Regions from separate parts of the Homo sapiens genome. Here regions 1 and 2 are each linked to region 3. A link is a loop called in an ENCODE intact Hi-C map of the cell type or tissue named here. Cell type or tissue: CD14-positive monocyte. All regions are shown on one strand. Links, peaks and the distances in the headings refer to the core of each region. The heading gives the core; the rest is flanking DNA. Region 1 has its middle 46 kb from the start of PGM2. Region 2 has its middle 32 kb from the start of PGM2. Region 3 has its middle 82 kb from the start of RELL1.

What was found. A loop is a pair of places that touch in the nucleus more often than their neighbours do. Peaks named below come from ENCODE experiments on the same cell type or tissue, not always from the same donor. Only the 100,000 strongest peaks of a DNase experiment are listed, where the experiment ranks them.
Region 1: a loop joins it to region 3, with 3 times the contacts of the local background. A loop is called at or near these places in 90 of 110 quality-filtered maps.
Region 2: a loop joins it to region 3, with 4 times the contacts of the local background. A loop is called at or near these places in 105 of 110 quality-filtered maps.

The regions. Positions count from the first base shown.
Region 1 is chr4:37,775,643-37,786,559 of GRCh38, reverse strand. No RefSeq gene overlaps it. Among named protein-coding and RNA genes, the nearest start is that of PGM2, 46 kb to the left of the region's middle. In CD14-positive monocyte, for the core only: a CTCF peak has its summit at 5,502; no DNase peak of the experiment used is centred there; H3K27ac peaks cover 983 bases.
Region 2 is chr4:37,789,486-37,800,402 of GRCh38, reverse strand. No RefSeq gene overlaps it. Among named protein-coding and RNA genes, the nearest start is that of PGM2, 32 kb to the left of the region's middle. In CD14-positive monocyte, for the core only: a CTCF peak has its summit at 6,646 (motif pointing right); a DNase peak (open chromatin) is centred at 6,662.
Region 3 is chr4:37,598,454-37,609,370 of GRCh38, reverse strand. It overlaps a transcript of RELL1 not described here. Among named protein-coding and RNA genes, the nearest start is that of RELL1, 82 kb to the left of the region's middle. RefSeq lists an enhancer at 1,851-2,490. In CD14-positive monocyte, for the core only: CTCF peaks have their summits at 5,993 and 6,197 (motif pointing left); DNase peaks (open chromatin) are centred at 4,680, 6,170 and 7,720; H3K4me3 peaks cover 373 bases; H3K27ac peaks cover 3,268 bases.

The sequences.
Region 1 (10,917 bases), core at 2,745-7,744, 180 kb before region 3:
TACAGTTCCATGTGGCTAAGGAAGCCTCACAATCATGGTGGAAGGCAAGGAGGAGCAAGTCACATCTTACAAGGATGGCAGCAGGCAAAGAGAGGAGCTTGTGAAAGGGAATTTCCCTTTTTGAAACCATCAGATCTCATGAGACTTATTCACGGTCATGAGAACATCATGGGAAAGATTTGCCCCCATGATTCAATTGCCTCCCACCGGGATCCTCTCACAACATGTGGGAATTCAAGATAAGATTTGGGTGGGGACACAGCCAAACCATATTAGTAGGGGATAAGCAAGATGGTGAAAAGTTGCATAATTTTCACCTTCCCTGGGACCTCCAAAATATCACAACAAAGAGTTCTTTGTTTGTTAGGAACATATTAGGCTGCAAATAATAGAATACTAGACTCATGGTCGCTTACATCAATGGGAGTTTATTTAAAATCAGAGCTATGTAGCAGTTGGCATGGATTCAGCTGTTCAACGATGCCATCAGGGACCCAGACACTGTCTATATTTCCACTTTACCATCCTTGTTCTGTTGGCTTTTGTGCTCATGCTTGCCACATTATGGTCTTAGGGTAGTTGCTATGGGCTCACACATTACGTTTATATTTCAAGGCAGGGAGAAGGAAAATGAGGAAAAAGGTACCAACAATGGCCATGTTCTTCTTTAAGAATTAACTAACTTAAAGATAGTTAGTTCTTTCCCAGAAATATCCTCACCAAGTTTCTACTTGCATCACGTGGCCTCCCTGAATATAAGGGATGAAAGGAAATAATTTAGCTTTTATATCTTCTATAATAGATGCAGGCAAGGGAGAAGGCATGGTGCTGGATCAACCAAGCCTATAATATCTGCCATATTTATGGAATTCATAAATGTGGGCTGTGTAGGAGCTAGTTTGGGAAATCAAAGAGAGTGATGAGTTTTCCACTGGGAGTTTGTCTGGTGTGAACAGATGCAGCTCTTGAGAAAGAAAGAGGTCACAGAGGAGAAGAATCCAGGGAAATGCAGCCCTTGAGAATGGACAGAATCCAGGTGAGAGCTTTTGGCTTCCACAGACTGCAGATTGGAAGGATGGGATGTGTCACAACACTGAGATTTCATGGTTGATGTCCAGCTTCTACTGATCTTTAGTTAATCACCAACCCCTGCTAATTCTTCCTCTCCTACAGTCTTCAAATTTGACACTTTCACGCAGTCCTTTCTTTAACATCACTACTAGTGAAGCAGGATATTTCCCTGACCCCTTCGAGGGACTTGTGACAGGTGTGCTTCATTTACTCAGCCTACCACTCTCAACTCTTCATGAGAGGGAGCACATGATCAAACGAGTGTGGCAACTGGAGTAGATGAGTGCTGGAATCAGCTCCTTTGGCACTGGTGGGATCACACTCCACTCACTCAGACCTGCTGCATTCCAGCCCTTGTAGGAGGGAGCAGACAGGTGAGAAGGTGCAGGAACTGGCTGGATGCTTTAGCGCCAGCAGGAGCAAACTCCATGCAGGCCCCACAGCAGCATCCAGGCAGGGGTGTCTGCAACCCCCAAAGCCCCAGAGGGAGTGTTACAGAGCTCTTTTAGCTCTGCCATCTTTGGATGGCTTAAGTGTTAACAGCTCAGTTAACAGCTCAGGCCCTTTGCCTTTTCATGTGAGGCAGCTGCCCTCCACCTGTGAAAGCAAAGGGACAGTGTGACAGCCTTTTGAATCCACGCTTGTGTCTCCCAAGCTCTTATCTGGCATCCGGGAAAAATGAAGTTGCATGAACGAATTGAAGGATGGTAAATGCAGGGGGATTTTATTGCCAATGAAAGTGACTCTTAGCAGGAAGGAGGGCTGAAAAGAGGATAGTGAGGGAAGGTAATCTTCCCCTGAGGTCCAGCTGTCTCTGGCCAGATTCTTCTCTGAAGTTACACCAACAAGTTGTCTCTCTGAAGACAAGCCACTTCTCTCCAACATCTAGCCATAGTTCCTGCCTACTGGCTGGAACTTTTATAGGCACAGGATGGGGTGGGGTGGGGCCATGGGTAGTTTAGAAAAAGGCAACATTTGAGTGGGAAAACAGGGATAAAACAGGGATAAAAATTCTCATTTTGGGCCACAGTTGCAGACTTTTTGGCTTGAGGATGGGGTTTCACTGGGGACCTGCCTGTTTGCCTAGAATTTCTCTGCCCCCGTCCCTATCACTAATGTCTCCCTTGCCATTCCTGAAATTTCCATAGATGTCTTGTCTGTCTGCCTTCAGTTTTTCTCCTTCTAGTCCATCCTCATTTCGCTTGTTTTTGTCTAGCAATTGCCCTGTACTTTAAAGGCTGCAAAATCACTTTCATGGGGAAAGAGTATAACTAATAAATGGCTGGAAAACAAAATGTCTTGGACCATGGTGAGAAATTAACAACAGAATTAGTCATCATCATGGATAGAGCTGGAGGTCATTATCCTTAGCAAAGTAATGCAGGAACAGAAAACCAAATACCGCATGTTCTCACTTATAAGTGGGAGCTAAATGATAAGGACACATAGAGGGGAACAACACACACTGGGGCCTATTGGAAGGTGGAAGGTGGGAGGAGGGAGAGGATGAAGAAAAATAACTAAGGGGTACTAGGCTTAACACCTGGGTGATGAAATAATCTGTACAACAAACTGCCCCCCGACTTCATGACACACATTTACCTGTGTAATAAACCTGCACATTCTGCACATGTACCCTTGAACTTAAAAGTTAAAAGAATTAGTCATTTTAATGCTTGGGTTGTGATGTCCCCTCCTTTGCTTCTGAGAGCTCACTACAGAAACACAGGCCCTTCAGCTTCAGGTCCTTGGCATGTAGTTTCTTTGGATTTTCAGATACCAAAGAGGGCCCATCCAGTAACTTATGGTGCACATTATTTGTAAAGTTCATATAGATAAGTCACATTCTCCAAAACAAGCAACAAAAATGTAATTATGTGAAAACATTTTTGAATAGTAACCATACATAGAAAACGTGTTTTAGAATATTTCATTGTTGTGGAAAGATGGTTAAATATCTTGTTAAGTGGAAAAAGTGGGCTCCAAAACAGCATGTATGATTTGAGTTTTACACATGTATGTGTGTGTGTGTGCATGCACGTGCACACGCATGCACACACACACACACGCAGAGAAAGAAGAGAATGAGAGAGGAATTTCACCCTAGGTGTTTCTTAGGCACCAACTTTAGAATTTAATTCCAGTAAGGTGTGACTCCATTATCTTGTTTAATCCATCCATTAAATACATCTGTTAATAGGTATTAAGGCTATAGCTGCTTAATATTAAAACATAACAGATTAAATACTGCCAGGAAGCAGAACTACTTGGAATTTTCCCTGTCTCCCAGGTTATTTTAAGATATTACTTTTGTTTCTTCTTTTATTCTAGTTGAGCAATTCCCAAAACTTCTTATATATAAGAAGCACTCTCCAGGGTTATAAACACAAAACTGTGTATACTGAATCTTATGAGTGATTTAAGGACAGTTCAGTGATAATTTGTAAGTTTCCCCTCCTTATTAGCTGATATGGTTTGGCTGTGTTCCCACCCAAATCCCCTCTTGATTTGTAGCACCTATAATTCCCATGTGTTGTGGGAGGGACCTGGTGGGAGATAATTGAATCATGGGGGTAGTTTCCCCCATACTGTCCTCATCATAGTGAATAAGTCTCATGAGATCTGATGATTTTATAAGGGGAAACCCCTTTTGCTTGGCTCTCATTCTCTCTTGCTTGCTGCCATGTAAAACATGCCTTTCTCTTTCTGCCATGATTGTAAAACCTCCCCAGCCACGTGAAACTGTGAGTTCATTAAACCTTTTTCTTTTTTTTTGAGATGGAGTTTTGCTCTTGTTGCTCAGGCTGGAGTGCGATGGTGCGATCTTGGCTCACCACAACCTCCACCTCCTGGGTTCAAGCAATTCTCCTGCCTCAGCCTCCTGAGTAGGTAGGATTACAGGCATGCACCACCACGTCCAGCTAATTTTGTATTTTTGGTAGAGATGGAGTTTCTCCATGTTGGTCAGGCTGGTCTTGAACTCCCGAACTCAGGTGATCCACCTGCCTCAGTCTCCCAAATTACTGGGATTACAGGTGTGAGCCACCGTGTCTGGCCAAACCTCTTTTTCTTTATAAATTACCCAGTCTTGGGTATGTGTTTATCAGCAGCATGAAAATGGACTAACACATTAGCTGACTTTGGAATCAAAGCTTGAGTCACATGCTTTCACCATACTTACACTATAAAGAAAAATCCAGATGGATATAACGCACACTAAAAAGTGGAGAGGATTTCTTCTTGGTAATGGAAAGTTTTTAAAAGTAAAAAAACTTTTACTTTATTCTTACCTGTATTTTTTACTTTTTCTATAGTGAAGCCCTATTAAATGATAAAAGTTCATGAACAATATTCAATTCACTTGTTCTCCCACGACCTACTTTGCAGACTGAAGATAGAGTTCATTATCAAAAGCAACCTGGGTGATTCTAGCAGTGAACCCCAACCTGAGCCAGCTCCTGGACTCACAGATCTGCTATTTTTCACTGCAAGACAGGAACTAGTAGGGTGACAGTATTGGGGATAAAGTAATCCAGCTGAGGCCGGGCGCAGTGGCTCACACCTGTAATCCCAGCACTTTGGGAGGCTGAGGCGGGCAGATCACAAGGTCAGGAGATCGAGACCATCCTGGCTAACACAGTGAAAACCCGTCTCTACTAAAAATACAAAAAATTAGCCAGGCGTGGTGGCGGGCGCCTGTAGTCCCAGCTGCTTGTGAGGCTGAGGCAAGAGAATGGTGTGAACCCAGGAGGCGGAGCTTGCAGTGAGCCGAGATCGCGCCACTGCACTCCAGCCTGGGAGACAGAGCGAGACTCCGTCTCAAAAGAAAAAAAAAAAAAAATTAATCCAGCCGAATTGAGGGATACACCAACTGACTCATTGTGTTACAATGCTAGTTCAGAAACTCCCAGGCTACCCTTGTTCTATCATTCTCTTTGGAATGATCAGTTTTGTGATTTGTACACAAATCATAGTCCTAATACAGTCTGTGTTTTGCTAACACAGTCCTAGTTTTAGCTAACCACACAGTATCATTTCTGCATAGAAGTAAGAATTCTCATTTTTCCAATGCTTAATTGATTCTTAAGGGAAGAGTACTTCATGTGATAGGATAATTTGGTTTAGATTTATCATGCTGAGCATCTGATAAGACAAATTAGTAACTCTGCCTGTTTGAAAGAATTTAGAAACACAACCAGTTTAGCCACCCCATGTTGTTCAGCCAGTATACAAACCCGTCTTATGTTCTTGGATTTTTCAGAACCTCTCCCTATAGAAAAAAACGCCCTTTTTCTTTGCTTGTTAAGTTCTTTTATCTTGGCACATGTGCTCAGAAATTGTAGGTAATATCTAAAAGGGTAAAGAAATATAAACAAAGCATCCTTCCAAACAAATCTTCATCAAGTAAAGTTTTATTTGATGTTGAGAAGTCTATTTGTCTAGCAGGAACAATGAAGATCAATGGCCCATCCGGGGGCACTCTCTCCCCAGGAAATTGCAGTGGTTTTCAGCCCAGCCTCTTTCTTCTCTTTGCCTGCGTCTCAGCTGGGACAGCTTTGAAAATCTAGAAGCAGCCATAAAAGGACCCACACAGGAAGTTTTCATATTCTACTGAGAAAGGGGACATAGTAAAAAACAGGTCATTTATTTTTACATGCTCCTTTGCCTTTTTCTCCTCTCCTGCTTATTGTCCCATCACAAAAATTGTGAAAAGGAGTAAAATCTTGTCACCTTAAGATCCACCTAAATGTAAAATGTAGAGCAATTGTAGTTACCACTGTTCTGTTCAGAAGCAAACAAGATAATTCACATATGTAAGGTAATATGGTTTGGCTGTGTCCCCACCGAAATCTCATCTTGAACTGTAGATCCCATAATCCCCCTGTGTTGTGGGATGGACTCAGTGGGTGGTAATTGAACCATGGGGGTGGTTATCTTCATGCTGTTCACATGATAGTAAGTGAGTTCTCACAAGATCTGATGGTTTTACAAGGGGTTTTTCCCCCCTTTACTCTGTATTTCTCCTGGCTGCCGCCATGTGAAGAAGGACGTGTTTGCTTCTCCTTCTGCCATGACTGTAAGTTTCCTGAGGCCTCCCCAGCCCTAAGGAACGTGAGTCCATTAAACCTCTTTCCTTTATAAATTACCCAGTCTCAGGTATATCTTTATTAGCAGCATGAGAACAGACTAATACATAAGGGATGTTGTACACATCAGGGACTATAAATCTGTACAGTTTATGTTAGCATGTAAGTGCACAAGCAGTGGTGTAGGTTCTTGGTTTTGTTGTGTGCTGTTTAGTTCAGCCTGATGAAAAATGATATCACTGCATTTGCATAGTGCACAAACTTTCTTTGAGCAAGAACTTCCTTTTCCCTTGGATGGGCCATGGGAGATACTACAAAGGACAAAACAAGCCTTGTGAACCTAGTGAGATGATAGACAGCATTCTTTAGGAGGTTACAAAAGAAGGTCATGAAGAACAACTATTGTCCCTGACCCAAATCCCCTAATAAGGTTTCTAGGAGACTTTAATTCAGCATTAAGCTTCCACAGGACATACTTTAAGAAAGGGTAGAACTGAATGAAGGTCTACTCAGGCTAGCTTTCTCTTTTCTGGCAGCATCATCAGGCACATTGAATTTCACATTTTTTTTTATTTTTTAGTTTTTTGAGACAGAGCCTTGTTCTGTCACACAGGCTGGAGTGCAGTGGCATGATCTTGGCTCACTGCAGCCTCTGCTTCCTGGGTTCAAGAAATTCTCCTGCCTCAGCCTCTTGAGTAGCTGAGATTACAGTCGCACGCCATCATGCCTGGCTAATTTTTGTATTTTTAATAGAGAGGGGGTGTCGCCATGTTGGTCAGGCTGGACTTGAACTCTTGACCTCAGGTAATACACCTGCCTTGGCCTCCCAAAGTGCTAGGATTACAGGCATGAGCCACCGTGCCCAGCTGAACTTCACATATTTTTAAATGTAAAAAACATTTTTAAATGGAAGTCAGTCATGATTTTCTTCACAAACATTTCATTTCACTGCAATTCTAGCTTTTCTCCCCATTAAGAATAGAGAGTGTGTTAGTCCATTTTGTGTTTCTATAAAGGAATACCAGAGACTGGGTAATTTGTTTTTAAAAAAGAAGTTTATTTGTCTCATGGCTCTGCAGGCTGTAGAAGCATGGCATCAGCATCTGCTTTGCTTCAGGGGAGGCCTCAGGAAGCTTTTACTCATGGAAGAAGGTGAAGGGAAAGCAAGTGTGTCACATGAAGAGAGAGGGTGCGAGAGAGAGAGAGAGAGTGGGGAGATGCCACACTCTTTTATACAACAAGATCTCAGCTGAACTTACTACCACTCATTACCTTGAGGAAAGCACCAAGCCATTCATGAAGGATCCATCCCCATGGCCCAGCACCTCCCACTAGGCCCCATCACCAACACTGGGGAATCACATTTCAACATGAGATTTGGAGTGAACAAATATCCCAGCCATATCAAAAGGGTTATTTTCAATTGTTATTGTGAACGTGTTCTCTTCTGTCTTGTCAAAGCTCATTAACACTGCACACTCAATCTGCAGACAAAATGGTGGACAAGATTGTTGAATGGGTCAGTGAATATCCGTCCAAGGCTGAGGCACTTCTGTAGGGCTCAACAAGCTGTGGCAATCAACAACAGTCCAACCGAGCAACACACATATACCATTGAGCCAAGCATGGTGCTCAGCGTAGTGGGAGAAAACAGAGACTAACATGGTGTGTATTTTAAGGAGAAAAGGGGAGGAGGAATTAATACTTATTGTGCACTCACCATATACTTGGCACTGTGCTAGCCATTTTAAAAATACACAAAGAAATTACAGGCCACAGCTGCTGCCCCTAGGAAGCATGCAAGCTAATTGAGGAGTAAAATGCACACACACACACACACGCACACACACACATTTACACACACTACCTTACATTCTTTTTGGAACAAACCAAGGCATAAATAACAAAACAATTACTATGACTACTGCTAACAGCTAATACTTATGGAGTGTTTTCCATGAGCCATGTTCAATTGTAAATACTTTATATGTATTAACTCATTTAATCCTCTCAATTTAATGGGATTGGCCCTATTATTTTTCCATTTTACAACTATGGAAAATGAGGAAGAGAGGTAGGCTGGTAAACAGTAGAGCTGGGGTTTCAACCTGGGCAGTCATGCTGAAGACCCTATACCATTAACCCTACAGACTATGCTGCCTTTGTACATCATGTATGTACATGAAAAGTAAGTTGTGAAATAAAACTATAATCAGGTAGCCTTGCTATCCAATATCAGGAACTGATTAGATGTGTGTGTGTGTGTGTGTGTGTGTGTGTGTGTGTATTTATTTATATTAACATACTGCTTAGGGCCCTCACTATCCATACACTTAATACTTGCTCTTTGAAACTGGGAACCAAATATATTTAAATAATATAAGTATCCCTTGCTACCCAAACTCACTACTAAACCTTCACCATTCAATCTCAGAAACTGAATAATTTGGAAAGGAGTGATACTCGTATAAGGGTCAAATAATTGGAACAAATAATGAACGCAAAAAGAGATGGCAGTTGAAGTAAAGTTCTCAAGGACAAATAGATGTTAGTTCAAAGAAGGAGAAGGCCAGAGCAGCTGAGACATTCAGGTAGGAAATAACAACATGTGTTCACAACAAGTAGATTCGAGAGCCTGTGTATGGAGAGGGGCCAGAGATGAAGCTAGACAGGGACGCAGGGTCTAGATTGTCAGGGCATTGATTGAACTTCACAGTGTAGACAATGGTGGTCATTGGGTAATTTTAAGCAGGTAAGTGATGTGATCAGATTTGTGAATTTAAAAGATCACTGTGGCTTTGGGATTTCAAAAGATTCCATGTTAAATGGTTCTGCATGTTTTAGAATACTGTGTGGAAGGAATGGTATCTGTGCTGCAAACCACAGAATCCTAATGGTGAGACTTTATTGCTAGGTAGCCATGCTGGTGTGAAAACCCTTGGAAGAGCTACGGGGAGGGTGGGGAGTGGATGTGGTGGCTCACGCCTGTAATCCTAGCACTTTGGGAAGTTGAGGCAGATGGATCACTTGAGGTCAGGAGTTTGAGATCAGCCTAGCCAACATGGTGCAACCCTGTCTCTATTAAGAATACAAAAATTAGCCGGGTGTGGTGGTGCACACCTTTAGACCCAGCTATTCAGGAGGCTGAGGCACTAGAACTACTTGGACTCAAGAGGTGGAGGCTGCAGTGAGCTCCAGTGTAGGTGATAGCATGAGACTCCCTCTCAAAAAAAAAAAAAAAAAAAAAATGAAGAAGAAGAAGTAGAAGAACAAGAAGAAGAAGCTACAGGGGACAGTGGAGCTGCCAAGCTGCCACCTGGACACATCTCCAAATATACAGATTATGAAATGTGGCTACCTGTGCAGCATTGAATTTCTTGTTGATCCTTCCATCGCACAAAATAAATTGGAAAGCTACATTTTGTTTATAAATGGCATAGACATTATGTACATTTATGAAGGGATTTGAATTCTTCAAAACAACATGGAACTGCTTCTTCAAGGACAACAGAGAGTGTCTTCTGCTGCTTCAAATCTCTCTGTGTTCTGTCTCTGACTCTTAGGCCCTCTTTTAATGGGCTCACCTGATTAGGCCCACACAAGATAATCTTCCTTTGGAGTAACAATTCTCATTTTATATGTATATAAAAGAATAGGCTAGTGCCGTTATGGAGGCCAAGAAGCGCCGTGAGAACCAGAGAAGCTGGAGGTGTAATTTACTCTGAATCTGAAAGCCTTAGAGCCAGGGGTGCTGATGGTACAAGTCACAGTCTGAGTCCTAAAGCCTGAGAACCAGGAGCTTCCATGACTGAAGGCAGGAGAAGATGGATGTCTCAGCTCAAACAGAGAGAGCAAATTCCCTCTTCTTCTCCCTTTTTGTTCTATTCAGGCCCTCAGTGGATTAGATGACACCTACCCACTTTGGTGAGGGTGATCTTCTTTTCTCAGTTACCAATTCAAATGCTAATCTCTTCCAGATACACACAGAAATAATGTTTCACCAGTTATCTGGGCATCCCTTATCTCAGTCAAGTTGATGCAAAATTAACCATTGCACTTTCCTACAGAAATGGATATAAATGGAGTTACTTTGAAAATTAGTTGCTTTGTATTGTGTTGGGAGAGAGATGCTGGCATGGCAGTAATTACTATCCTGTTTCCTTTTCTTCCAGGATGTAGAACCAGACTCAATTTCCCAGTCTTGCTCCTGGGTATGTGGTCTGTTGACTATCTTCCTCCCAAATCCTCCACTCTTGTTTTCTTGTTATCTGCGAAGCTGGAAGTCAGAGGACTCTGATGCCCTAGGTGATGGCGGAGATACAAGATTGAAGGAGCCTGGGTCCCGAGTCATTGCTTGGAAAGAGCCATACAGCAGGGCCACCTGTCCAGGAACACTCACATTGTGTTATTTCACAAATGAAAAATGAACACTGGAGTGCTGGGGCTGATTGTCACAGCGGTTAGCCTCCTCTGAAGAACGCAGCTGGATTTCACCCTCTCTCTAGCTATGGAGCTCATCCACATTTGCTTCCTAATTGATGCTTTGATGAGTATCATTAATCCATTTTTTTATGACTTTTTTTAAAAAACAAAATGCATCTTCCATTTTCCATGACTACTAGAACTATAGACAAAAGATGCAAGAAAATATTTACTCTATTAGGGGCATTAAATAGTATTTAATTTCTTTCTTTTGACTACACAAACTTTTGAAGTTTTAGGACAGTAGCTGCATAGATCTACTTGTAAGAGAAAAATT
Region 2 (10,917 bases), core at 4,243-9,242, 190 kb before region 3:
TTTTAGGGAAAATAACCTTAAGGTGAAAAAGAGAAGCACAAGATACTAGTTACATAATGAGTGTAGCTGCAACGATTTCATACAGTGATTGTTTATTCAGTCAAGTTTGTATCTCATGGTCTCTAGTTTGCCTGTGAATCAGAGACAAGCTATTTGTTGTTATGTTGTTTGCTGCAAGTTCTTGGGAATGAGGAGGGCAAGAGATGATGGAAGTGAGGCTTGAGAAGAATGTCTAAGAATTGAAGTGGCTCTTTGGGGGAATGGGATGAGGAGCTAAGGATTCCTGGAAGGATTGTGCCTGAGGTTATAGAGCCTGAACTTCTCAGTTGGTTCCAATCTGAAGAATGTGATTTTTTTTCCCCAGCAATGATCCAAAGTCAGGATGTGGGAACAAAGAAGGGGACACAGTCAAAAAACAAAGGCTGAAGTTTGCAGACAGGTGAAAAGAACGACAAAGGAGGGAGTGAGTTGAAGTATTGGTAGATGTGTCAGGCATTGGTTGAAGCAATAGAAATGACCCATTAATGTAAGCAGATAATGAATAGCTCATAGATCAAAGGGAAGTTTGAAGAATGAGACTTAAAAAACAGGTAGGAACCAAGAGGGATCAGACAGCCATGATTGGCATGAGCAGCCAGAACACCCTGCTGGAATGACTGTTGGAGCTGCCCAGGGGCCCCACTGGATCTGCCTTGTGTGGATGCTGGTGCTGTGAATACTTTCTAAACTCTCCAGTTGTTTCTGGTGGTCAAGAGTTGAGACCTCAGGTGGGAGCATCTAATTGGCTAAGCCTTGGTCATCTGTTCAATCTCTTCTTCCAGGAAGAAGAAGGAAGTATCTGTCCCCTTCAGCTCCCATACTAGTTGTGAATCTCCACCTCCCAACAGAATCTCATTACAGAAATTCTCCATAATTAGAAAAGGTATAATGAGGTGTGTCTGTTTCATCATGGCTGGGAAACCAGTTTCTCTGGAGTTTCCTTGGCCAAGAGGGGTACATTCAGTTGGTTGGGGTACTTAGAATTTTGTTTTTAATTTACAAGCCAAAATGAGGCTCTAAAGGAAGACTTGGGGCAATGAGGAAGAGAGTCCCTCTTTCTCTCTCTCCCTCCCTCTTTGGTAGTTGGGTCTCCTTTGTGGCTTCACCCCCTGCCCAATAGCCCGTCCCTCCTTCTGGGCATCTCCCACTAGAAAAGCCCCAGCTTTGGGACTCTGATGACACCACTTCATCCTAGTGACCTTCAATTCCTGGGGATGGTGCTGGCCTCCTGTATCTCTAATCTCTGGGTAGTCTTGCAGTTCCCTATTTGGCTTCTCAGTCCTTGTATAAATTCCTTTTATTAAATTTTCATTGTTTGAAAGACCTAGAGTGTTATCTGTTCTCCTGACTGACATGATATTGACAGCAAAAACTAAATATTGTGGAATCCACTTGATCTTCATCTCATTCTCTGGTCATCAGGTTGAGACAGAGCCTCCTGTCACCTGAGAACAATTGGGGAGTTATAATTGGAAGCAGTGTGAGTCTTGCTGTCTATCAAATCCTTTCTCTTTCCTTTTAGACACTCAGCTAGACTTGATTTCCCAATCATACAATGGATTCCTGTCTAATGGAATAAGGGTAGAATTTATGTCTGGAATTTCCACCCCTGAATCATAAAAATCTTCTTTCTCTCTCTCTTCTTTCTGCTGGCTGGACTTTAGCACTCAGGACAACATGGGAGGTACATGTTGAAGAGGTCAGAGCCTCTGTCTACCTGGGTCTTGAACTGTTGAGCTAGAGTGGACTCTTCCCACATGAACCACTACCAACTGGACTTGATATGAGTGAGAGATAAATGTTATGGTAAATCGCTGACATTTGGGGGTTTATCTGTTAATGCATCCTATGTTACCTTAGCTAACACATGATATGAGAATTTTTTTTTATTAGGGAGCATAGTGGTTAATAATGGAGATAGATGGGATTACAATCCCAGCTCTGCCACTTACTAGCTTTATGACTTTGAGCAAGTCACTAAATTCTCTCTAAGCCTCAGTTTCTTCTGCTATAAAATGGGAATAATACTATTATTCTGTGGTGGCATTGTAAGAAATTAGTAGACACACTTCTATACATAATATCTATATGCATAATTCCATACATAATTATCATATTAATACTATAGGTTTAGTTGAGAACTCAGTAACTGTTAGACATTTTTGTTACTACTCAACTAGGAGGTAGATTAGGTCTACTTTCACTGTATGCTATTTTAAGTAGGTAGTGTCTCATAACTGTAAGGTGCGTTAGTGTAAGTTAAGCAAAGTACTATTTTTAGATAAATGGAACATCATTATATAGTCAATCACATGGCCATTGAACTTTCTTCCTGGGGTTGTCATCAGATTTTTCCACTGCCATTGCTGGAAGATAACGTGATTGATTTCATGTTCTTAGAGAAACTTCAGCATGCAATTGAAAGGGTGAATAGGGACAGGACTTTATAGACCACAGCCTCACCTGACCCCCCCCCCCCCAGTTAGGACTGATTAATCCTTTCTTGCCCTCATTGTACACTTGACACTATAGGATATTTGCTTATTGCCCAGCTAACCTTGTTATGTCATCATACAGGAAATAAATGAAAGAAAGCTTAATGGAGGGGCCATGTAGAGGTCAAGGAGAACCAAGAGTGATAAAGCACTTCCAGGCTACACTGTGGGGGGCCACTGTCAGCCCTGGGCCTGGAAAAGCCAGGAACAGAAGAGCTGGTTGTAGTTCTGGAAGCAGGCTGCTTCTCAGCAGTTGTGGCTTTAGGGAAGTGCAGCCATTGTTAAGCCTTAGCAGGCATGAAGGAAGCCAGGGCAATGCTTCACTTTCCTCTTCTGCCGCCCTTCCTCTCCTGCTACCCTTCCTCTCCTCTTGTGCTTCCTAGTGGCTGAGCCCAACTGAAGCTGGAAGGCAAGGGAGCCCTGTTGATACTTTCCAGAAAAGTCAGCTTCCAGGAGCCACTGGGCAAGGTGGCGAAGGGCAGAGAATAGATCTAGAGGGGCAAAGAACATCCCACACCCAGCTCCTAAGGAACTGTGAGATTCTTACAAACAGAGTTCCTTTCTTAATGCTTTTTGTATCTTCAGCGTGCAGCAAAGAACACATAATGGATGTTAGTTGAATAAACGAATGAATGAACAAATAAATGGGGAGAACAAAAATGCTTGCACTTAAATTTTTTAAAAAATGTATAATGTCCACATATCCTTCATTTGCCCTGGAGACAGTGAAACTTCCTACTGGAAATGAGAGCTCTCACGGACTCCAGGTAGTCAGTGCTTTATGAGCCCATTGCATCCCAGGCCTCATCCATCCTTCATCACGCATTAGCAGTTGCTCTTCTCGGCTGGGGTCATTCCTTGCCAGGAGCTACCATGTCTTCCAGTGTAGATCAGCCTTTCCAGGCTATAGTGTTGTTTCTGAAGCTCTTCAAAAAGTCAAAGGGCCTCCACTGATGCCCGCTTGCCTGCCGCCCCTTATCCTAGACCTCCTTGACCTTTTCCTTGATAGCTGTTGAATTGCACTAAAACTTGCATTCCCACATTCAGGCTGATATTCCTTGTTTCTTTACTGCTGGTCCAGCACTATCCATTACTCCAGTTTTGTCAGCCAATGGATGAAAACTGTTTGCTAATAATGGCAGAAAAAGAGGGCACATAGAAATGCAATAGCTATTTCAGAACATCTCAACTCAGGGCAGGGCAGTAGCTCTCACTGGTCACACTGGGAGTACACTATGGAGTCTCTGACACTTCCCTCCTTACACAGGGTACTGTTCCGTATGATGTGTTCTTCTCCTTTTTGGCTTAGTAAAACATTTTAGAGATAAATAATGTATAATAAATAGATACCATCCCAGAGCTGTAGAAATAGGATACGTATTTACCGGCAAGAGGAAAACTTTTTTGGAAAGTTATAAAAACTCAAAGCAAATGCATAGTAGACATAGTTTTATTATGAAACGTCACTTTTTAAAAGATATAATGTTTCACATATTTTAAATCGATTTATTTGGAGACAAGTCTTTTGTCGTAGGATCAAGTATGCGTCTAAGAGGAAAATAGACGGTAGGTATATGGAAAGTGTGTTTTCTGTGGCTTTTCTGGTTGGCTTACTTGCTCTGTTTGCTCTAAAGACTATTAGGAGGAAAGTGATAACTAAGAAAACAGAAAGTTTGTTCAAAATGGTGTGGAGGAAAAAGGAAGGAAAGAAAATTTTTATCTGAAGAATGAGAGCCCCTTTAAATTATCAGGCCCCAAAAGGCACTGAATGAAACAGCAGTCACATCACTCCCCCTTGAACTAAATAATTATCTCTTGAAGCCACTTGCCATGTGGGCTCTAGACTAACTGATGCCAAGTAGCCATCAAATGCCATATGCCAGACACTATAACACTATATCCTGCAGTCCCACAGTGCATGGCCAATCATTAAGCAATGTTATTCTCTGAAAACCAGTGAGAATTCCTGTCAAAGAACTTTACATCAGACCATTCCTTGTTCCCTTTGCCTTTAGAAACCTGCTTACAACAAAAGCTAACAGAGCACTCCCCAGTGCAACTGGGAAGAGCGTCTCAACAGCTGTCTTCCCTTTGGCTCAAGTAAATTCTTTAAATTATATTTTGTGCCTCAGCCTCCTCCTTTTAGGTCAACAAGGACATCAACTAATACCTCCAGGTGTGTGCAGCTTTAGTATTCACATAAATAAGATTTTTTAAAGCCTTAATTTTTAGCAACCGTCACTAATCATTAAGCCCATTCACATTTTCTAAATCGAGTGTGTTACTGAAGGTCACAGATCAAGTTTCTTTTTGGTCATGAGTTAGTCATGTGAAATGTATCCAAGCTTACTTACAATTTTTATTGTAGGAAAGATTTTGTCATGGAAATGAGATGCTTTTCCTTCAATTCATGGTGGCCAAATTAGGACTCTGAGGACATAAAGTCATATGCTCATGTCATCTCAAATATATAAACTTATTATCTACATTTTACTCATGAATTCAATAGTCAATGGATGCCTTTTTGTTTGAGTCCTATACCTGGTGCTTCAGGATGTCATGAAAAGTGAGACATTGTCCCTGCCCAAAAGGAGCTTCTCTAGTTGGAGAGAAAATACATGTTTAATAGCTGTATGAACCAAAATGTGAGCGCCATCACCGACATGTATTTGACCAAGTACCACTTCCACTAAGTGGAAGAGAGCAGATACACAGAATTCTGAAGGGAGAGAGCTGATTGAAGACAAATTCAATAAAAACTTCCTTTTAAGAAGCAACAGAGCTCCAAAAAGGGAAGCATAGATGAGACTGGTTGAATTGGAAATAACAAGGATCAGTGGAGGAAATGATGAGTATAGGTACCCAGAGAACATGATTTCTCTGTGAAGCATAGAAGTGGTAAGCATGTAAGCCTGGAGGAAAGAGGTTAATTGCAGCAACACAATGATGGCCATCTAACTGTTATGGTCCCAACAATCATGTGCATGGATTAACACGTCTGTAGTCTTTCCTAGGTGAAATGCTAAGATTGGGATAGAGAAAAAAAAACAAAACTGGATAAATCATTTTACTTTAGAAAGGATGTTAAGGGATTATTTTGCTTTCAGACTAAAATAATGTGATATAAAAGAAGGTAGGTAAGAGAATATAGACAGATGATATCAAACATCTAGTTACTGTCATTGGGTTATAAAAATATGTTACTTTACAATGAAAGTAATTACAGGCACTGTTGAAGCCACCTTTGCAAAATTATGAAAGTAAGAGAAATCTGACATAGCTGACTCTAATCTTGCTTCTAGCTTCATAGGTTGACTGTATTTGCTCCTGGGAGTGGGCCAAGCTAACTTAGAGAGAAATTTAGTTTATAGTTTAAATGATAATAGCCTTTCTCCAAAACTAAGCTGTTCTTGTAAAACTAATGAAAGACCACCAAGTTAGGAGGATAAGAGGGGTTTGAATTAGAAATAATTACAAGGCATTATTCCGGAGGTCATAAGATTTGAAACTTCCCCAATTACTCTTGCAAATATAAATAACATCACTATTGTAGAAGCTAAGATTGCCTTTTGGAGATGTCCAGATGGCTCCACCTGGACCTGCCAACAAGTCCTGTCTCACCCCACCCCGGCTCCAGGAACTGACTCAGCACAGTAAGACAGCTTCAATTCCCTATGATTTCATCTCCTATCCAACCAATCAGCATGCCCCCTACCCTACTCCCCTGCCCATCAAACTGCATTTTAAAAACCCCTAATCTCCTATATGGCATGGCCAGCTCTGCCAATTAAACTCTTTCTTTACTGCAATGCTATGGTCTCAGTGAGTCAATTTTGTGTGAGCAGTGGGTGGTTGGGTGGTTACACTGCCAAAAAATAACACAGCAAATAAATTATAATTACATCAATACAACTAAGAGCTAAGCCTGAGTTTAAGGGGACTCAAAAGCACTCTACTTTTCTCTCTCTCTTTCTAAATTTTTACTGGTCTTTGAGTTTGAGCAGGTGTCTCAACCTCAGCACTACTGGCACTTTGGACAGGATAATTCTTTGATGTTTGAGACTGTCCTATTCACTGCAGAATGTTTAGGAGCATCCATGGCCTCTACCCACTAGATGACAGTAGAACCTCACCTACCCCCAACAGCCCAGTGGTGGCAACCAAAAATGTCTCCATACATTGCCAAATGTCCCCTGGCAGCAGGACACAAAATCACCTCTTGAGAACCACTAGTTTAGACAAAAGAATGTATTTTTTTTTTAAAGTAAGTACTGAATATATTTAACAAAAATCATACATGTGAGGTTCACACAGAGAGGAAAAACATATATATAAATACATAAAGTGACATTCCCTATGATTTCATCTCTGACCCAACAAATCAACATGCCCCCCAACCCTAATCCTTTGCCCACCAAACTATATTTGAGAAACCCCTAACCTCTGTGCCTTTGGGAAGACTGGGGCCGATGGAAATCTTCTGTTTCACCCCTTGAAGGTTTGTTGAACATCCAACTCACAAAAGGAGATTAATAGGAGAAATGGGATACCAGTCTATTAATGTGCACACAGGGAAGAACCAGTGATTACCCCTGTATTAGTCCATTTTCACACTGCTGATGAAGAAATACCTTAGACTGGGCAATTTACAAAAGAAAGACGTTTATTGGACTTACCTTTGCCCTTCTCTGCCCTTCTCTGCCCTTCAATCCCCACGTGGCTGGGGAGGCCTCACAGTTATGAGAGAGGGTGAAAGGCAAGGAGGAGCTAGTCATGTCTTACATGGATGGTGGTAGGCAAAGAGAGAGAGAGAACTTGTGCAGGGAAACTCCCATTTGTAAAACCAACAGATCTCGTGAGACTTTTCATTATCATGAGAACAGCATGGGAAATATCCACCCCCATAATTCGATTAACTCCCACTGGGTCCCTCCCATACTACATGGGAATTGTGGGAGTTACAATTCAAGATGAGATTTAGGTGCGGACACAGCCAAACCATATCATTCCACCCCTGGCCCCTCCAAAATCTCATGTCCTCACATTTCAAAATCAGTCAGGCCTTCCCAACAGTCCCCCGAAGTCTTAACTCATTTCGGCATTAACTAAAAAGTCCACAATCCAAAGTCTCATCTGAGACAAGGCAAGTCCTTTCTGCCTATGAGCCTGTAAAATCAAAAGCAGGTTAGTGACTTTCTAGATACAATGGAGTATAGGCATTGGGTAAATACAGCCATTCCAAATGGGAAAAACTGGCCAAAACCAAGGGCCTACAGGCCCCATGCAAGTCCAAAATCCAGCAAGGCAGTCAAATCTTAAAGCTCCAAAATGATATCCTTTGACTCCATGTCTGACATCCATGTCATGCTGACACAAGAGGTGGGTTCCCATCATATTGGGCAGCTCCATGCCTGTGGCTTTGCAGGGTACAGCCTCCCTCCCAGCTGCATTCACGGGCTGGTGTTGAGTGTCTGTGGCTTTTCCAAGCACATGGTGCAAACTGTAAGTGGATCTATCATTCTGGGGTCTGGAGGATGGTGGCCCTCTTCTCACAGCCTCACTAGGTGGTGCACCAGTAAGGACTCTGTGTGGGGGTTCTGACACCATATTTCCCTTCTGCACTGCATTCACCATGAGATGCTGACCCTGCAGCAACCTTCTGCTTGGGCATCCAGGCATTTCCATACATCCTCTGAAATCTAGGTGGAGGTTCCCAAACCCAGTTATTGACTTCTGTGCACGGGTAGGCTCAACACCACATGGAAGCTGGCAAGGTTGAAGGCTTGCACCTTCTGAAGCCATGGCCTGAGCTCTACATTGGCACATTTCATCCATGGCTGGAGTGGCTGGGACGCAGGGCACCAAGTCCCTAGGCTGCACACAGCAAGGGGACCCTGGGTCCAGCCACGAAACCACTTTTTCCTCATAGCCCTCTGGGCCTCCTTCTTGGCTGCCATGAAGACCTCTGACATGCCCTGGAGACATTTTCCTCATTGTCTTGGGGATTAATCTTCAGCTCCTCGTTACTTACGCAAATTTCTGCAGCAGGCTTGAATTTCTCCTCAGAACATGGGATTTTCTTTTCTATCACATTATCAGGCTGCAAATTTTCTGAACTTTTATGCTCTGTTTCCCTTTCAAAACCGAATGCTGTTCACAGCACCCAAGTCACCTCTTGAATGCTTTGCTGCTAGAAATTTCTTCTATCAGATACCCTAAATCATCTCTCTCAAGTTCAAAGTTCCACAAATTGCTAGGGCAGGGGCAAAATGCCACCAGTCTCTTTGCTAAAACATAACAAGAGTCACCTTTGCTCCAGTTCCTAACAAGTTCCTTATTCCAGCTGAGACCACCTCAGCCTGGAATTCATTGTCCATATCATTATCAGCATTTTGGTCAAAGCCATTCAACCATTCAACAAGTCTCTAGGAAGTTCCAAACTTTCCCACATTTTCCCATCTTCTTCTCATCCCTCCAAACTGTTCCAACCTCTGTCTGTTACCCAGTTCCAAAGTTGCTTCCACATTTTTGGATATCTTTTTAGCAGTGCCCCACTCTGCTGGTACCAATTTGCTGTATTGGTCTATTTTGAAGCTGCTGATAAAGACCTACACGAGACTGGGTAATTTACAAAAGAAAGAGGTTTATTGGACTTACAGTTCCACTTGCCTAGGGAGGCCCCACAATCATGGCAGAACGTGAAAGGCACATCTCACATGGTGGCAGACAAGAGAAGAGAGAGCTTGTGTAGGGAAACTCCCTTTTTTAGTATCATCAGATCTCATGAGACTTATTCACTATTATGAGAACAGCACTGGAAGGACCCGCCCCCATGATTCAATAATCTCCCACCAGGTCCCTCCCACAACACATAGGAATTGTGGGAATTACAATTCAAGATGAGATTTGGGTGGGGAAACACACAAACCATATCACCCCCAAATCCCAGTGGGGCCCAGATACTTATATAGCCTTATTTCAGAGGCTGGGGGAGAGATGGGGAATATAGGTAATTCTGTTTAGGGGCAGTACATGATTACTAGGGAGAATGAATGGATGGGAGTGGAGATTAACTTGTAAATGGTTCTCTTTGAAAACAGAATGAGCCTGAGAGACAGTTATTATCTTGTGAAAGAGTCTGTTCAGGTGCGGTTACATTTGTGATCTTCTTTTCTGCAAAAGATAATGAGATAACAGGGAAGGAAAGGAAAAACCATTATTCTCCTTGGTGGGTCTGTCCTGTCTTTATGTAGCTAGAGAAAAAGTCTCTTCCAGCTTTTGCTGAGCTCTAAGGGACTTTAATTCATTCCTTACACCAAGGAGCCAAATTTTAAGGTGAAGTTCCCTGTACTCCCTCATTCATCAGGAAGTACATTCTCAATTATTCCTAGTAATCTCAATTATTGCTTGGTAGAGAACACACAGATTCATATTTCTGAGGAAGCCACTAACTGTCTTGAGCTTTTCCAAGCCAAGGTTGAGATGGTCTTGTCAGCCGACCTCTGCTGGCTGAACACACGAACTTTCTGAGCCCAGTGTGGTACAGATTCTCATGTTTTTACCTGGTATATGGCAGATGCACCTTACAACAATAATTTAAACATACCCTGAGAATGATTTTAGGGTCTAAGAAGCATGTGTGTTTGGAGTTCCAAGCTAAGGAATCCAGGAGTGGCCAACCCAGAGATTGAAGGGATTGAGGCCCTTTGTTTTGGGTTAAATGGAGGTTGCTGAGAGGAGGGTCCTAAGTGAAAATGCTGTATAAACTGCATGCTTTTTATAAACAGTAATGGTGCTACTGTCCAGCTTGCCACCACTGGGCCATTCCTGTATGGAGTTTCCCTGATAAACCCTATGTCTCATTCATTGTCTCCAGGTCTCTTATTTGCCCTCTAGGGTATGGTGCCATCCCTATCGGAGTCAATAGGGGCCTGGCATGACATCTGGTGAGCACTTCATGGCTGATCAAGCTCAGGGCAGGGTCTTAGGTGCAGCTGGTTGAGGCAGATGGCTTTTCTCTGGGGTTTAAGTATCATCTCAAAGTGGAGGTGCAAGATACTGGGAGCATGCTCAGTTGAATTGAAACCACCTTTGCAAAAATTATAACTGAGGAAATGACAGTGATAGAGATCAGACCTAACCAATTCCATCTTGCTTCTAATCTTTAAGCTGTCCTTGTTCATTCCTGGGCATAGGCTGAACTAACCTTGGGTAATAATTTAGTTTATGGTTTGACTCTGAAACAAAGTTGATAATAGCCCTTTCCCATAAAGACCCCTTTCTTGCCTGGGGACCAGTCTGCCTTTGCAGGACTAACAAATTAGCTGCAAGATTAGAAATTACAGTTTAGGGGTCATGCAGCCTCTGGCTGCAAGAGTCTGAA
Region 3 (10,917 bases), core at 3,281-8,280:
GTTATTATTTTGAATGGAATCTTTTTTTCTGAGCAGTAGGTCTCAACAGTGGGCTTTAAATGTTCAGTAAACCATGCTGTCAACAGATGTGCTGTTATCTAGGCTGTTTACAGGCAGAGTCGATTTAGCATAATTCTTAAGGGCCTTATGATTTTCAAGATGGTAAATGAGCATTGGCTTCAACCTAAAGTTGACAGCTATGTTAGCCCCTAAAATGAGAGCCTGTGCTTTTGAGGTTTTGAAGCCAGGCATTGACTTCTCAACTATGAAAATCCTAGATGTCATCTCCTTCCAAATCTGTTTTTTCATTTAGCCACCTTCATCCATGATCTTACCTAGATTTTCTGGATTATTTACTGCAGTTTCTAAATTAGCACTTGCTGCTTCACTTTGTACTTCTGTATAATGGCAATGGTTTCTTTAGTTAATCCTTATGAACTGGCTGGGTGCAGTGGCTCATGCCTGTAATCCCAGCACTTTGGGAGGCTGAGGCGGGCTGATTGCTTGAGGTCAGGAGTTTGAGACCAACCTGGCCAACACGGCGAAACCCTGTCTCCACTAAAAATACAAAAACTAGCTGGGCATAATGGTGCACACCTGTAATCTCAGCTACTCAGGAGGCTGCAGTAGAAGGATCACTTGAATCCGGGAGATAGAGATTGCAGTCACTGCACACCAGCCTGGGTGACAGAGCTAGACTCTGTCTCAAAAAAAAAAAAAAAAATTAAATTTAAAAATCTTATGAACCAACGTCTGCTGGCTTCCAACCTTTTTTCTGCAGCTTCCTACCTTTTTTCTGCAGCTTCCTCACTTCTTTCAGTCATTATAGAACTGAAGAGTTAGGACCTTGCTCTGTATTAGGCTTGGGCTTAAGGGAATGTTGTGGCTGGTTTGATTTTTTTATCCAGGCCACTGAATCTGTCTCCGTATCAGCAATAAGGCTGTTGCACTTTCTTATCATTCGTGTATTTGCTAGAGTAGCATTTTAAATTTTCTTCAAAACTTTTGCTTTGCTTTGCATTCACAACTTAACTATTTGGTACAGGAGGCCTAATTTTCTGCCTGTCTCGGCTTTTGACACGCCTTAATCATTTCTAGCTTTTTATTTAAGGTGAGATGCATGTGACCCTTCCTTTCACTTGAGCAGTGAGAAGCCATTGTAGGGTTACTAACTGGCCTAATTTTAATATTTTGTCTCAGGGAATAGGGAGGCCTGAGGAGAGGGAGAGAGACGGGAACGGCTGGTTGGTCGGGCAGTTGGAACACACATGCACAGCATTTACAGATTAAGTTTGTCATTTTATGTGGGCACAGTTCATGTCATCCCAAAACAATTACAATAGTAACATCAGAAATCGCTGATCACGGATCACTATAATAGATATAATAATAATTAATTGAAAAGTTTGAAATATTTCAAGAATTACCCATATGTGACACAGGGACATGAGTGAGCACATGCTGTTGGAAAAGTGGTGCTGATGGCTGGGCGCAGTGGCTCACGCCTGTAATCCCTGCACTTTGGGAGGCCGAGGCAGGCGGATCACGAGGTCAGGAGACCGAGACCATCCTGGCCACCATGGTGAAACCTTGTCTTTACTAACATACAAAAAAAAGAAAAAAATTAGCCAGGTGTGGTGGTGCGTGTCTATATCCCCAGCTACTTGGGAGGCTGAGGCAGGGGAATTGCTTGAACCTGGGAAGAGGAGGTTGCAGTGAGCTGAGATTGTGCCGCTGCACTCCTGCCTGGGCGACAGAGCAAGACTCCACCTCAAAAAAAAAAAAAAAAAAGAAAAGAAAGAAAAGTGCTGATGGACCTTCTCGACTTGCAGGGTTGCCACACACGTACGGTTCATTAAAAAACAAAACAAAAACAAACAAGAAAACCCTACAATATCTGCAAAGCACACTACAGCAAAGTGCAATAAAATGAGGTATGCCTGTTACTGCTTTTTAAATTTGAAGATAATTTTGGACTTGTAGAAGAGTTGCAAAAGCAGTACAGAGTTCATGTAAACCCTTCCCTCCATTTCCCCGTATGTTACCATCTTAACTATAAAAAAGTGATCACAACTAAAAAACTAACAGTGGTACAGTACCATTCATTAAACCACAACGTTCTTTGGATTGCATCCATTGTCTCACTAATGTCCCCCTGCTGTTCCAGGATCACCCACTGCATTTAGTTGTTGGATCCTGTCCCCTCTGATCTGTGGTTGCCCTTTAGTCTTTTCTTGTGTTTCGTGATCTTGACACTCGAATGTACTGATCAGTTCTTTTGTAGACTCTCCCTCAACCTAGGTGTTTCAGCTGATTCTTGTGATTAGACGGAGGTTTTGCATAAGGGAAGGGACACCATACAGGTGATGTGCCCTTCCCATTGAATCATGTCAGGAACGTGATGGTACATATTACCCGTGATGTCAATCTTCATCATTGCCCAAGGTGGTGTCTGCCAGGTTTCATTTTGGTAAAGTTACTATTTTCCCTTTGTAATTAATGAATATTAGATGGGAGATACTTAGAGATTAGGCCAATATCTTATTTCTGCTTAAACTTTCACACATTAATTTTACCATCTGTATGAGTTTTCTAGGGCTACCATAACAAATTACCAAAACCTGGGTGCCCCAGAACACAGAAGTGTATTCTTTCACAGTCTAAAAAGCCAGACCCTGAAGTCAAGGTGTCTGCAGGGTTGATTCCTTCTGATATCTCTGGGGTATAATCTGGCCCATGCCTCCCTCCCAGCTTCTGATGGTTGCTGGCAATTCTGGCATTCTGTGTCTTCTTTCCTGTGTGAGGGAGTCCTCTGCTCTTACAAGGACACCAGGCATTGGGTTTAGGGTCCACCCTAATCCAGTATGACTTTATCTTAACTTGATTACATTTGCAGAGAACCCATTTCCTGATAAGGTCATATCCACAGGTCTCAGAAGGTAGGACTTCAACATCAACAGGTCTTGTGGGGGATATCATTCAACCCACCACACCAACCATTGGTGGATCCTGGCTGCAGTGGCTATGTCTGTGGTAGGAGCCCTTTCAGGTTGGTGCCCATGTCCCTTGATGTGGTTCCATCCTTTACTTTTCTCCTTCCTCCACCTATTACACACTCTTTCTTTCTTTCTCTTGTCTTCTTTCCTTTTTCTTTCTTTCCTTCTTTCTTTCTTCTTTCTCTTTCTTTCTTCTTTCTCCTTTTTTTCTTTCTTTTCTTTCTCTCTCTCCCTTCCTTCCTTCTCCTCCTCCTTCTCCTCCTCCTCCTTCTTCTTGCCTTCCATCCTTCCCCTTTCTTGCATCTTTTTCCTTCCTTCCCTTTCTTCTTTTTCTTTCTTTCTCCTTCCTTCTCTTTCTCTTCCTCCTTTCTTCTACCCTCTCTTCCTTCTTCCCTTCCTTCCTCCCTCCCTCTCTCCTTCCCTTCCTCTTTCTCTCCTTCTCTCTCTCCCTCCCTCCCTTCCTTCCTCTTTCTTCCTTTCTTTCTCTTTCTTTCCTTCTTTCCTTTCTCTTTCTTTTCTTTTCTTTTCCTTCTTTCTTTCTTTCTTTCTTTCTTTCTTTCTTTCTTTCTTTCTTTCTTTCTCTTTCTTTCTCTCTCTCTCTCTCTCTCTTTCTTTATTCTTTTTCTTTCTTTCTTGACAAAGTCTCACTCTGTCGCCCAGGCCAGAGTGCAGTGGTACAATCTCGACTCGCTGCAACGTTTGCCTCCCAGGCTCAAGTGGTTCTTCTGCCTCAGCCTCCTGAGTAGCTGGGATTACAAGCATACGCCACCACACCTGGCTACATTTTGTATTTTTAGTAGAGACAGGGTTTCACCATGTTGGCCAGGCTGGTTTTGAACTCCTGGCCTCAAGTGATCCACCTACCTCAGCCTTCCAAAGTGCTAGGATTACAGGTCCTTTCTTTTTTGAAAGCCCTTTATTACTTTCTGGCACCACAAGATTCTCCAGGTTCATCTTGTCTTGTATTTTCCTTGCCCCAGCCCTGAAATCAACCACTAACCCAAGGAGCCCTGGTTCCTTTTATTGGACAATGATGTTTAGAAATAAAGAGGACTAGGTGTCCTCATTGATGCTGGGATGTCACAGCTACTAGGCCCCCTGTACACACATATATACATACACACACACCAACCCATGCGGATACACACATCTTTATGTATTTTTTGTATCTATCTGTAAAACAAAAGCATGTGCCCACACTGCTACTTCTGACTCCAGGCTTGCTCCATAGTACTCGTTCTAAGCTTCCTGCTTTCCTTATTTGTAACTTTCTTCTCCAACAGTGAGGAAACCTGGCTCTTATTATCTATGATATTTTTACATGTTTATTCAACACTAGCATACATATTAAGTAGTTTGAAAATATATTACTGTGAGAAACACACTTTCCAACTGAAGTACTGTGTGTATGTGTGTGTCTCTGTGTGTGTATGTGTGTGTCTGTGTGTGTGTGTCTGTGTGTGTGTGTGTGTGTCTGTGTGTGTGTCTGTGTGTATGTGTGTGTGTGTCTGTGTGTGTGTGTCTGTGTGTGTGTCTGTGTGTATGTGTGTGTCTGTGTGTGTGTCTGTGTGTGTGTCTGTGTGTGTGTCTGTGTGTGTCTGTGTGTGTGTGTGGTTCTTGTTTTTAGCCTTACAGTATTCTGTCAAAACTGTATTTGCCAAAGTTTCTTAAGTCAGCTCCTTTGTTCCCCACCCGCTTCTGCATGGTAATGTGACTCATTTGTAACACAGAGTCATTTGTCACCATCTGCATTCCATCTCTCCTTCATATCCTGGTTGAGATTTTTAAAATGTATAGACAGCAAACTTCACTCTGTGTGGTACCTCATAGGATTCTGATTTGGAGTGTGCGTGTGTGTGTGCGCGTGTGTATGTCCTTGAAAACAAGATGATCAATAACAGCTTATGCTGAGGAAGTGGAAAGGTTGATTTGGTCATTTGTGACCAAGTCACAACATGAGAACCAGAAACTCAGAATGTGTGCACTAGGATGGATGTTAGAATTCCTCCAATCCCGATTTATAGTTGAAAGGGGTCACTTGGGGACGACGGGCTTAGTTTTTGGTTAATTGGCCTTTTTGATATCCCCTCTAGTACATGTGTAATGTAGAATGGGGACGTTTGGTCACTAACTGGCTTTCATGTCTTTCTTGGCTCATTAGGGGAGTAGTGGGCAGCTGGCAATGTGGCACATATGACCCTTCTGTTCCCCATGGTGACGGACGCTAGCCTCACAACGCTGGCCCTGAACAATTGGTTCAGCAAGCTCCCCACCCTGGCAGTTCCAGCACTTTGGGAGGCCAAGGTGGGCAGATTGCTTGAGCTCAGGAGTTTGAGACCAGCCTGGGCAACGTGAAAAAACCCTGACTCTTTGAAAAATACAAAAGAAAGTAGCCGAGCATGATGGCCCGTGCCTGCAGTCCCAGCTACTTGGGAGGCTCAGATGGGAGGATTGCTTAAGCCTGCGAGGTCAAGGCTCTGGCGAGCCATAATTGTGCCATTGCATTCAAGCCTAGGTGACAGAGTGAGACTCTGTCTCAAACAAACAAACAAACAACAACAACAAAAAAAAGCAACCAGCACTGCCTGTTTTCCCTCTGCACATTCCCTCCCTTTCCTCACACCAGGAAAGAAGACTACACAGCAGGAAATATAGTCTCCACCAGCCCCCTGGGTGAATTTGCCAGGGGGCCTGCCCATGGTCTTGAATGCTCCTGCACTTCTTTTTCAAATCTGTCTTCACATCCAGGCTTCCTCCACCCCAAAAGGCGGGGAACCCTTCCTTCTGTCTCACTGAGGACAGTAGAGTTGGGGGCTTGGAAATGGCGTCGCGCGATTTAGTGCATAGTATCACTGAGGGCGTGTTGTGTGGTCAAAGAGGACTATGTTTTGTATCTGAGGTTTGACTTGCCAGTTCTTAGATCCTCCGACCCTTTAGTCTGGGTGGGGCATGTTGGTTCTACCCAAGGATTCCCTCCTCTCCTCATCTTCCCAGAACCATGCTGCAGGACTGTTCTCAGATCTCCCCAGGGTACCCTCACTGTAGCTCTAAACACCTAAAGGACAGCTGGGACTTCTTTGTCTTGGGCATTTTGTGGCGTGGCCAGGGGGTGGTGTGGCTGCCCACGCGGTTCAGCTGGTGTCCAGCTCTGCAGGTCCTCCCACAGAGCTGGCCCTTCGCTCCCTCTGCTGGCCGAATCGGAGAACTGCACGGCCGTTGGGGGGTTGGTGCTGTATCTTCCTTCAAGCCCTGGTGTTGCAGAAAGTACTCGTGATTTTTTGCTGAATGAATAAATAAACAAAAGCCCACCTTTAAAAACGAAAGACTACCATTAGCTATTTTGTGAGAGTAAAGGTTCAAGTCTAGTTTTTTTCTAACTGATTTTCTGGCACTGCCAGTTTGTCTTTATTGTTTTTCTCATCGGACGCTCCATTTTCTCACCTGGGAGCTTGTGTCACTGCAGGTGTTACCTGGATACTGGTGAGAATGATTCGGTTCCGCTTTGGAGGGAACCCCGCGCGCTGAATGCTGTCATGGAAGTGGTGTGGTCTCAGAGAAGTAGGCACGACCTTTGCTGTTGCGTTTGAGCCCCACACTCACCACTGTGTGACATTGAGAAAGGTATCTTATCTTTCTGAGCCTCAATGCCATCTGTAAAATGACCTGTCTCACAGGAGTTTTAAGGATCAGAAAAATGCCTGCAAATCCTCTGTCTTCTCATCCACCCCTACCGAGGGCGCGACTGCTGTAAGCGGCATGTTTGGTAACTTGGTGAAGGGTCTACATGCGTCCATCCCCCACGGCTGATCAGAGTGGCTGTGACTGGTCCAGCACACACAACTTTGTCTGAGTCGAGTTGAGCCGGCCAGTTGCTTGCTGTGGAACTGAGCCACAGAGTTCCATAGCCTCATGGGGAAGCCCATGAGGGTTCCCATGGCTAAAGGTACAGCATTAGCCGCCAGAGCAATAAACCATTTTCTCCAGCAAATGGGCTGGAAAAAATGGTTTATTGCTCTGGTGGCTAAAGCTGTGGGCTAGGGGCTGGTGAAGACCATATTTCCTGCTGTGTAGTCTTCTTTCCTGGTGTGATGAAAGGGAGGGAATGTGCGGAGGGAAGACAGGCAGTGCTGGTTGCTTTTTTTTTTTTTTTTTTGGTTTGAGACAGAGTCTCACTCTGTCACCTAGGCTTGAATGCAGTGGCACAATCATGGCTCACCAGAGCCTCGACCTCCCAGGCTCAAGCAATCCTCCCACCTGAGCCTCCCAAGTAGCTGGGACTGCAGGCACAGGCCATCATGCTCAGCTACTTTATTTTGTATTTTTCAAAGAGACAGGTTTTTTTCACGTTGCCCAGGCTGGTCTCGAACTCCTGAGCTCAAACGATCTGCCCACCTCAGCCTCCCAAAGTGCTGGAACTACAGGCATGAGCCACTGTGCCCAGCCTGGTTGCTTTCAAGCCCCAGATTCAGTTGTCCCCAAGGCCTAGTTGCCCTTCTGAACTTCACGAACATTTCAAGGAAATTCTTTTGTTATCTAGTTTGGGTTTCTGTCATTTGCAACCAACCAACCAAACCAACAAAAAGAACTCATGACTAATGCAGTTATTTGCAGAAACGTAGCTATAGGAGGAGTTATAGAGCCACATGGAAAGTGAAGCTCTGGCATCCAGCCCTGCAGCTGAGACTTCCTAGAGCTGCCTTCACTCCATCGCCAGAAGGCCTGGCCATGGTGCGGTTTCTGTTGTGAAATGCTTTTGCAAACCCTTTTCCTTTTATTGCTTCAGGAGAATTTCCTTTCACCATCTTTCCTGGATTGGCACAGGGCTCATTCTTACAGCTCCCGATAAGAGCACAGATTTGGCATTCAGATGCCTTTGCTGTCTGTGACCTTAAACTCTTTGGACCCCGTCTTCTAACTACAGAATGAAGATAATATGTGCCTTTTAGGGTGGTTGTGAGGATCATATGAGCTCAGATGTGTAATGCACTTAGTACAGGCCAGGCACAGTCAGTGCTCACTCAGTGGTCTCTCAGATGAAACAGAACAATCTATTGGCCACAGAGATGCCAAGTTCCAACCCTCTGTAGTGGAATAAATGATGGGGATTTTGCCTTTTGAGAGTTAGTTTTTGATGTTTCTGCCACAGCCATATTGTTTATAACATTCGAAGGTGGGCTGGGGGCGGAACCAGGTACAAGATGTAACTGCAAAGCCTATGGGGCCTGAGGTTCTCCTGATGGCAGGTCAACTGCCTTATTGGAAAGAATGACTTTCTTGCCTTGACTGATGTTGAATGAACCCAGATCTACCAGCTAAGGAGCATGGTCTCTTCCTCTGTTTGTTCAGGCTGAAATTTTATCTTAACCCTTTTATGACAAGATGTGCATGTAGCATAGGCATCTCAGTGAGTTTAAAAGTAACTCAATTTATTTTCATTCCTAAGTTAATCTAGCTGAGAAATCATAGACAAAATACTCTTGAAATCATAACATTATACCCAAATTGAAAAAATATATGGGTTTACTTATTACAGATGAATATTAGTGTTGACCAAATCAAACAAAAACTACACACACACACACACACACACACACGCACAAATCCATACTAAATAAAACCCAAGCCAGACACAACCTCTCCAAAATAACCAATCAACCCTCCCAAATCTTCCATGGTTTCTGTTTTGTATTAAAAATGCATTTTATTTTATAAAATCTTATTTGGGGCATGAGGAAAGATAAAAGAAAGGTCAATTTTAATGCTATAAATATTCACTTCAAATGCAATGTGACTTAAAGTTCAAAGGATAAATTCCCGTGTGTTCTACAATTGTTAAATGATGAAGATAATGAGAATAAAAATACACTAAAATTGAAGTGCCCCCAAGATGCATTTTTGCCTTTAGACGATTATTAATGATGTAGGTAGAACAGAACTTACCCAGTTTAGAAATTAGTATTATTAGAAGTGATTCATACAGCTTTGGTGGGTAGCAACAAAGATCTAGTTATTTAAAAAAGCATTGAGTGTTACTCATAGAAGTGGGCCAGTGACCTTCGCTGGATAATAAAAGTACATCTAACTTTTTTTTTTTTTTTTTTTTTTGAGATGGAGTCTCGCTCTGTCACCCAGGCTGGAGTGCAGTGGCGCAATCTTGGCTCACTGCAACCTCCGCCCCCTGGATTAAAGCAATTCTCCTGCCTCAGCCTCCAGAGTAGCTGGGATTACAGGTGTGCACCACCACGCCTGGCTAATTTTTATATTTTTAGTAGAGACAGGGTTTTGCCACGTTGGCCAGGCTGGTCTTGAATTCCTGACATCAAGTGATGCGCCTGCCTCGGCCTCCCGGAGTGCTGGGTTTACAGGCGTGAGCCACTGTACTCGGACAAAATTACATCTAACATTTATTGTTTACTTTGTGCTGGGTACGTGCTAAGCACTTTTTATCTCATTTAAATCTCATTATGGCCGAGAGAGGGGCCTAGCCATCACCTCCACTATACAGATGATGAAACTGAGGAAAGGAATCTTAAGCTATGTAGGGGTGGTTCATGGGTGGGGACATATGGCCCCTGGATCTGCCTCAACCTTTGTAGGGAAAGGAAATTCATGGTCTTACGATTGCCGCAAAAATACCATTGACAGTAGACAGTCTCAGAGATTTTACAGATAAAGCTGAAGCTGTCCTCACAGGGTTAACAAGAATTCTGGATTAAGCATTAATCAGGCTGTACTTTGGCCCACTTCCTTGTCACCAAAAGTCCTGTAGTAGCACTAGATCCTGGCCATGTGCATCCCCATTGTTCCTATAGATAGGATTTCTGACATTAGAATCATAAAGCTTTTGTTAGAATTGCTTAAGGTGTTTTCCCCCAAATTCCAGTGAAACAGCTGACAGCCAACCCACCCAGACAAATGGGATCAGCATGAGAATACAGTTTCTTCATCACCCTGTCCCATGACTTCACCCTGTACTCTTCGACCAATCAACTATCACCACACTTAGGCTTACTCCAAACCCTTTAAAATGCCTAGCCCCAAACTCCTCAGGGAGACAGATTTGAGGTTTCCTTCCATCTCCTCGTTCAGCGGCCCTCCCATTAAACCTCTTGCTCTGCGGCAACCCCGTGTCTCAGCTATTGACTTGCGGCACGTTGGGCAGCAGACCTATTATGGTTACAAGGCCTTGACTAACTTTTCTATTCTTTATTACAATCTTCCTTAGAACCAGAACAAAACCCCCTTTTAATCCCAATTGACAATACATACAATTTTACATATACAAAATTGGGTTGTCTCACATTTTGATTCAGCCCTTATCTTTGTCTAATGGCAACATGGATGTTGCCACAGAGAGGCATATTATGTCACCTTTAAAAGCACAGGTTTGGGCCAGGCGCGGTGGCTCACGCCTGTAATCCTAGCACTTTGGGAGGGTGAGGTGGGTGGATTGCCTGAGCTCAGGAGTTCGAGACCAGCCTGGGCAACACGGTGAAACCTTGTCTCTACTAAAATACAAAAAACTAGCTGGGCATGGTGGTGCACGCTTGTAATCCCAGCTACTCGGGAGGCTGAGACAGGAGAATCGCTTGAAGCTGGGAGGCAGAGGTTATAGTGAGCTGAGATCACACCACTGCACTCCAGCCTGGGTGACAGAGCGAGACTCCATCTCAAAAAAAAAAGCACCGGTTTGTTGTTCAGTCTGGGTTCAGTTGAGATTCTGCCACTGTCTGGTTGTGTGATTCTGGATGAGTTATTTAGCTGTTTGAGCCTCCATTTTCCCATGTGTGAAATGGGGACAATCATACCTATAGCTCATGGCGTCACGGTAGACTTCAGTGAGATGATTCACGTGCAGTACTTAGAACAAGGCTGACTGCATTTGGTGCTTAACACATAGCAGTACTGAAAATGTTAAGCT